Linked DNA regions of Homo sapiens: region 1 is linked to region 2. A link is a contact called in ENCODE Hi-C or POLR2A ChIA-PET data. All regions are on one chromosome and are shown on one strand. Each heading gives the region's core, a stretch centred on a gene start or an enhancer-like site at or near the end of the contact. The rest is flanking DNA. Distances are from core to core; before and after follow the strand shown.

Region 1 (3,732 bases), core at 931-3,430, 54 kb after region 2:
GGCTCCTCCGGTGGGCCGTGGGGTCTGCAACCTCCTCTTTCCGTTTCATGATAGATCGCACGCCTGCCGGGGGCCCGCCTGGAGGGGAGGACAGCGGAGGTGCTGTGAGAGTCCTTCAGGGCCAGACTCCGAACTGGCGCCATCCCGGTGCCCCGTCCCTCTTGGCGGCCACCCACCACTTACCGGTGCCCCCGGCCTCCTCGGACTCTTGGGAGGCTGCTTGCCTGGTGGGCTCCCTGTGGGTGGGCTCCTGGGTGGGCACTCGGCCTGTGCTCTTCTCAGGCTGTGTAAGGGAGGCTACCTCGGACCCCGGGGGTGACGAAGACGATTCGGCAGGAACTTCTGGGAGGCCTGGAGGGACAGGAAATGAGTGTCTGCTCTTGGTCATAAAAGCCAAACCACCACAGCCCTGCGGGTCATACACCCTGGGCCAGGAGCTGTAACAGGGCTGATTTTTGTGTTACCACATCCAGTCTTCCTGCCCCTTGGAGGGAAATCGGATTATTACAGATGAGGAAACTGAGGCACAGAGCTGCCAAGGTAACCCCTTGAGCAGGTGGCAGAATCCAGTTTGGTGCCTGCCCAGCAGCTAGTCAGGGACAGGGACAACCCTGTGGCCCCATATTCCTGGCTCGAGCCTGAGTGATCGCTAAAAATAAGGTTTGGCCGGGCACGGTGACTCATGCCTGTAATCCCAGCACTTTGGGAGGCTGAGGCGGGCGAATCCCCTGAGATCAGAAGTTCGAGACCAGCCTGGCTAACATGGTGAAATCCCGTCTCCACTAAAAATAGAAAAATTAGCCGGGCGTGGTGGTGCACACCTGTCGTTCCAGCCACTCAGGATGCTGAGGCAGGAGAATTGCTTGAACCCGGGAGGCGGAGGTTGCAGTGAGCAGAGATCACGCCAATGCACTCCAGCCTGGGCAACAGAGCAAGACCCTGCCTCTCAAAAAAAAAAAAAAATCAGAGATAAAAACACGTCTTGGTGGCCAGGCACAGTGGCTCATGCCTGTAATCCCAGTACTTTAGGAGGCTGAGGCGGGCAGATCACGAGGTCAGGAGTTCAAGACCAGCCTGGCCAACATGGTGAAACCCCATCTCTACTAAATATACAAAAATTAGCTGGGCGTGGTGGGGGGATGCCTGTAATCCCAGCTACTCAGGAGGCTGAGGCAGGAGAATTGCTTGAACCCGGGAGGCAGAGGTTGCAGTGAGCAGAGATCACACCACTGCACTCCAGCCTGGGTAACAGAGAGAGACTGTCCTGAAAATAAAAAATAAAAAAAAAAAACACATCCTGACTAAAAAAACGAAACGAAACAAAAGAAAACAAAAGACAACAAAAAACACCCACCCAGGTTGGTCTGAGGACAAAGGTGACTTCCTGGATGCTGAGGTCCTGGACTGCCAGCCAACAGCGTGGAATAAAAGTCCAGTTTCCTTTTTGTGTAGCCACCAATGTCTTGGAATCCACTCAGGTCCCCCTGGGCCACATATGGCTGCTTTGTAAGACAGGGTTTCACTCCCTTCACTGAAGCTTGAGTGCAGAGATGCGATCTTGGCTCACTGTAACCTGTGCCTCCCGGATTCAAGTGATTCTCCTGCCTCAGCCCCCTGAGCGGCAGGCAGTAAAGGCGCATGCCACTGTGCCCAGCTAATTTTCTGTAATGTTTGTAGAGATGGGGTTTCACTATATTGCCCAGGCTGGTCTTGAACTCCTGAGCTCAAGTGATCCGCCTTCCAAAGTGCTGGGATTACCTCCGGAGCAGCACCGCCCAGCCCATGCATGGTTTCTGTGTCAGCATTTCCTCGGGGGTTCCCCTTCCTGTCCCCCGGGGCGCCAACTCTGAAGACCAATTAATTTGAATTCCCTTTAATGGCTAAAAAGGTTGTTGGGGTTTTTTTCTTTGTGACAGGGTCTTGTTATATTGTCCAGGCTGCTCTAGAACTCCAGAGCGCAAGGGATCCTCCCACCTCAGCCTCTCGCATAGCTGGGATTATAGGCATGAGCCACTATGCCCAGCCTTAAATTTTTTTTTTTTGCCATATACAGTGACTTCCTGAGGCCCACAGGCAATATTCAACTTTAGTACAGAACGGTGACCAAATGCTGGACATAGGCAAAGAGTAACATAGACAGGGCCGGCTGCATGAGACACTCGGTCATCGGCATGGCCAACAGCATCCCCAGACCAGGGTGTGGCCAGCTCATACCACAGAAAACATAAAAACCATGCCAGAGCCAAGGCTTGAACTCATGAGTGGGGAACTGAGCGAGAGCAAACGCCAGTTGCTATGTCCCTCTATGATTTTTCTTTTTAAACTTGGCAATAAATTCACGTGAAACAAACAAACATACTGCATGGCCAGGAGACAGATTCACAATCTCAATCTCTGCCCAAAATGCAGGGCGCCTAACTTGAAATCCTGGAGAGGCCGGGCGCAGTAGCTCACGCTTGTAATCCCAGCACCTTGGGAGGCTGAGGTGGGTGGGTCACTTGAAGTCAGGAATTAAGAGACCAGCCTGGCCAACATGGCAAAACCCCGTCTCTACTAAAAATATAACAATTAGCCAGGCATGGTGGTAGACATTTGTGATCCCATCTATTTGGGAGGCTGAGGCAGGACAATCGCTTGAACCCGGAAGGCGGAGGTTGCAGTGAGCCGAGATCATGCCACTGCACTCCAGCCTGGGGGATAGAGCGAGACTCTTGTCTCCAAAAAAAAAAAAAAAAAAAAAAAAAAAATTCTGGGAGAGCCAAAAAATGAGGTGGAGCAATATTATGCTAAGTGAAAGAAGCCAGATGCAAAAGGGACAAAAACATTGCATGATTTGATTCACAGGAGTTCCCTAGAGTTGTCAAGATTTATTATTATTATTATTATTATTATTATTTGATACAGTCTTTCTCCATCGTCCAGGCTGGAGGGCAGTGGCGTGATCTCGGCTCACTGCAACCTCTGCCTCCCAGGTTCAAGTGATTCTCCTGCCTCAGCCTCCTGAATAGTTGGGATTACAGGAGCCAACCACCATGCCCGGCTAATTTTTGTATTTTTACTAGAGACAAGGTTTCACCATGTTGGCCAGGGTGATCTTGAACTCCTGACCTCAAGTGATCCATCTGCCTCCGCCTCCGAAAGTGCTGGGGTTACAGGTGGGAACCACTGCGCCCAGCCCTAGAATTATCAGATTTAAACAGACAGAAAATAGAATGGTGGGTGCCAGGGGCTGGGGGAAGGAGAATGGGAAGTGTGTTTAATGGGGACAGTTTCAGTTTGGAAAGATGAGAAAGTTCTAAAGATGGATGATGGTGACAGTTGCGCAACAGTGTGAATGGGCTGGACATAGTGGCTCACACCTATAATCCCAGGACTTTGGGAGGCTGAAGGGGGAGGATCACTTGAGCCCAGGAGTGTGAGACCAGCTTGGGCAACATAGGGAGATCCTATCCCCAACAAATACAAGAAAAAACAAACAAACAAAAAAATGATGCAAATGTACTTAATGCCACTGAATTACATACTCAAACATGGATAAGATGGTTAATTTTTTTTTTTTTTTTTTTGAGACGGAGTCTTGCTTTGTCATCCAGGTTGGAGTGCAGTGATGCGATCTTGGCTCACTGCAACCTCTGCCTCCTGGGTTCAAGCGATTCTCCTGCCTCAGCCTCCTGAGTAGCTGGGATTACAGGTGTGTGCCACCATGCCTGGCTAATTTATATTTTTAGTAGA
Region 2 (3,735 bases), core at 977-3,476:
GAGCCTCCCAAAGTGCTGGGATTACAGGTGTGAGCCACCACGCCTGGCCTTTTTTTTGAGACAGAGTCTCGCTCTCGCCCATGCTGTACTGCAGTGACGCAGTCTGGGCTCACTGTAACCTCCGCTTCCCAGGTTCAAGTGATTCTTCTGCCGCAGCCTCCCATGTAGAGTAGCTGGGATTACAGGCACCCGCCACCATGCCTGGCTAATTCTTGCATTTTTAGTAGAGATGGGGTTTCACAGTGTTGGCCAGGCTGGTCTCAAACTTCTGACCTCAAGTCATCTGCCTGCCTTGGCCCTGCCAAAGTGCTGGGATTATAGATGTGAGCCACCGCGCCTGGCCTACAGTTTATTCTTTGGTGGCTCACACCTGTAATCTCAGCACTTTGGGAGGCCAAGGTGGGAGAATGGCTTGAGCCCAGGAGTTCAAGTCCAGCCTGGGCAACATAGCAAGACCCTATCTCTACTACAAAATAAATAATAAATAAACTAATTTTTTTTCTTTTAAAACCCAACTATTCAACATGGCAATGCAATATATTAAAAAAATTTTTTTTTTCTTTGAAACGGAGTCTCTCACTGTCACCCGGGCTGGAGTGCAGTGTCGCCATCTTGGCTCACTGCAACCTCCGCCTCCCAGGTCCAAGTGATTCTCCTGCTTCAGCCTCCCGAGTAGCTGGGATTACAGGCACCCACCACCATACCCAGCTAATATTTTTGTATTTTTAGTAGAGATGGGGTTTCACTATGTTGGGCAGGCTGGTCTGGAACTCCTGACCTCGTGATCTGCCCGAGGATCGGCGGCCTCCCAAAGTGCTGGGGATTGCAGGCATGAGCCACCGTGCCCAGCCAAAACTTTTTTATTTTTATTTTTTTGGGACACGGTCTCACTGTGTACCCCAGACTGGAGTGATAGAGTGCTGTCATGGCTCACTGCAGCCTCAACCTCCCTGGGCTCAGGTGATCTTCCTGCTTCAGTCTCCCAGGTAGCTGGGACTACAGGCATGAGCCACCACACCCAGCTAATTTTTGAATTTTTTTGTAGAGACAGGGTTTCACCTTGTGGCCCAGACTTGTCTCTAACTCCAGGGCTCAAGCGATCTGCCCACCTTGGCCTCCCAAAGTGCTGAGATTAATGCAATTTAAAAAATTTTTTGGCCAGGCCTGGTGGCTCATGCCTGTATTCACAACACCTTGGGAGGCAAAGGTGGGCAGATCACTTGAGGTCAGGAGTTCGAGACTAGCCTGGCCAACATGGTGAAACCCCCTGTCTACTAAAAAAATACAAAAATTACCTGGGCACAGTGGTGGGTGCCTGTAATCCCAGCTACTTGGGATGCTGAGGGTGGAGAATTGCTTGAACCTGGGAGGCAGAAGTTGCAGTAAGCCAAGATCATGCCACTGGACTCCAGCCTCAGTGACAGAGCAAAACTCTGTCTCCAAAAAAATTGTTTTTTTTTTTTTTTTTTCAAATCATCACACTACAGCCAAGGCCTGGCCACTTACTTTTGTAAATAAAGTTTTATTGGAGCCAGTGGACCAGTGAGGCCGAATCTTGCAGGTGTAAGATCACAGTCTATCCTTGAAAATTTTGATATTTTGTTCATTGGGTGGTTTTTCATTAATTTAAATTTTAAAAAATAACATATTAAAGGCTGGTGTGGAGGTGCACGCCTGCAGTCCTAGCTACTCCCAGAGGCTGAGGCGGGAGACTTGCTTGAGCCCAAGAGTTGAAGTCCAGCCTGGGCAACATAGCGAGACCCCCATCTCTAAAAATAAAAATAATGCATTAGAATATTATTGGATTCCTGGGCAGGGCACAGTGGCTCACACCTGTAATCCCAGCACTTTGGGAGGCTGAGGTGGGTGGATCACCTGAGGTCAGGAGTTTGAGACCAGCCTGGCCAACATGGTGAAACCCCGTCTCTACTAAAAATACAAAAATTAGCCAGGCGTGGTGGCAGGTGCCTGTAATCCCAGCTACTCGGGAGGCTGAAGCACGAGAATCGCTTGAATCCAGGAGGCGGAGGTTGCAGTGAGCTGAGATTGCGCCATTGCACTCCAGCCTGGAGGACAAGAGTGAAACTCCATTCCCCTCTGCAAAGAAAAGGAATATTATCAGATTCCTAAGCTTTTTGGCTCCCCCTTTAGTTTGGGGGCTGGGGTGGTGAGTGTCTGACCTGGCCTCACTGTCCTCCCTGGATGTGATGAGACCCAGGTGTGGGTCAGGATGTCATTCGTTTGTCCACCAGAGGGCGCCCAAACTGCTTTGAGCTGCTGGGAAATGGTGCTCCTAGACTTTTAGCAAACAAACAAAAAAAAATGGCACATCGGCAAATTTCAGACCATTCTTTTTTTTTTTTTTTTTGGTTCCAGAGTAGCTGAAATCTTTGTTCAGTTACAAGCAGGATAAAATGGAAACTGCCTGGGAGAGGCTGAGAAACCTTCTTGCTTGGGGGAGGTGGGGCACTGCTAGAATTAATCGCTTCACAGACCAGCCCATCCAGGACTCCTCAAATTTGGCAAAAAAGCCATTCATTCATTCATTCATTTATGTAGAGACGAGGGGGATCTGGCTATATTGCCTAGATTGGTCTCAAATTCCTGGCCTCAAGTGATCCTCCTGCCTTGGTCTACTAATGTGCTGCGATTACAGGCATGAGCCACCGTGCCTAGCTCTAGTGGACTTGAAATGTTGCCTTGCCCAGGGCCCTTATGTTGAATGGCCCAGGTCCACTTGTATGGTTCTGTACCAAGGTTAACCCCATCCCATAATGCCTGGGACAGTTGATGCAGGACAATCAGCTTCTGTGCCATTCAACCTCAGGACTGAGCATGCTGGGCATTGTGGGGTCCGAAGGTGGCTCCCCTGTCCCCTTCAAAATACCCTCTTTTTCTTTTCTTCTTTTTTTTTTTTTTTTTTTTTTGAGACGAAGTCTTGCTCTGTTGCCCCAGCTAGAGTGCAGTGGTGCGATCTCAGCTCCCCGCAACCTCTGCTTCCCGGGTTCAGGCGATTCTCCTGCCTCAGCCTCCTGAGTAGCTGGGATTACAGGTGCCCACCGCCACAGCTGGCTAATTTTTGTATTTTTAGTAGAGACAGGGTTTCACCGTGTTGGCCAGGCTGGTCTTGAACTCCTGACCTCAGGCAACCTGCCCACCTCAGCCTCCCAAAGTGCTGGGATTACAGGTTTGAGCCACTGGGCCTGGCCTTTTTTTTTTTTTTTTGAGAGGGAGTCTCACTCTGTTGCCCAGGCTGGAGTGCAATGGCGCGATCTTGACTCACTGCAACTCCATTTCCCGGGTTCAAGTGATTCTCCTCCCTCAGCCTCCCAAGTAGCTGGGATTACAGGTGCATGCCACCACGGCCAGCTAATTTTGTATTTTTAGTAGAGACAGGGTTTCACTATGTTGATCATGCTGGTCTCAAACTCCTGACCTTAGGTGATCTGCCCGCCTTAGCCTCCCAAAGTGTTGGGATTACAGGTGTGAGCCACCGCGCCCAGACCAAAATATGCTCATTTTAATAAAATGCACAAGTAGGTTGACAAGAATTTCACCTGCAACCTTGTCAACCACCTAGAATAAAAGCCTCTGCAGCCCTCCCCTAAAGACTCATCAATGTGAGGCTCAAGAACCTTCTTAGGCTGGGCTCGGTGGCTCATTTCTGTAATCCCTGCACTTTGGAAGGCTGAGGCAGGAGGATCTCTTGAGGCCAGGAGTTCAAGACAAGCCTGG

The links. Hi-C counts contacts between places; a loop is a spot of excess contacts on that map. ChIA-PET counts read pairs that join two places held with the same protein, here RNA polymerase II (POLR2A). Pooled maps may share reads with other maps.
Region 1: a pooled map shows a loop between it and region 2 (2.0-fold over the local background). The contact joins two enhancer-like sites. A Hi-C loop is called at or near these places in 3 of 168 maps with a recorded cell type or tissue (PC-3, chondrocyte and heart right ventricle), 3 of 37 single-sample maps with no recorded cell type and 7 of 50 pooled maps. POLR2A ChIA-PET finds 5 or more read pairs at or near these places in 14 of 52 experiments (A549, AG04449, AG04450 and 11 more).

Annotation. Positions count from the first base shown.
Region 1 is chr19:11,178,370-11,182,101 of GRCh38, forward strand. KANK2 (KN motif and ankyrin repeat domains 2) reads right to left here. Exons shown (of 13, transcript NM_001136191.3): 5 at 184-351; 6 at 1-78. Among named protein-coding and RNA genes, the nearest start is that of KANK2, 17 kb to the right of the region's middle. Within about 2 kb of position 2,181, at least 5 of the 41 ENCODE cell types and tissues checked have a DNase peak (open chromatin) inside an H3K27ac peak, as active enhancers do.
Region 2 is chr19:11,124,030-11,127,764 of GRCh38, forward strand. All of the region lies in intron 15 of LDLR (low density lipoprotein receptor), which reads left to right. Among named protein-coding and RNA genes, the nearest start is that of MIR6886, 12 kb to the left of the region's middle. Within about 2 kb of position 2,227, at least 6 of the 41 ENCODE cell types and tissues checked have a DNase peak (open chromatin) inside an H3K27ac peak, as active enhancers do.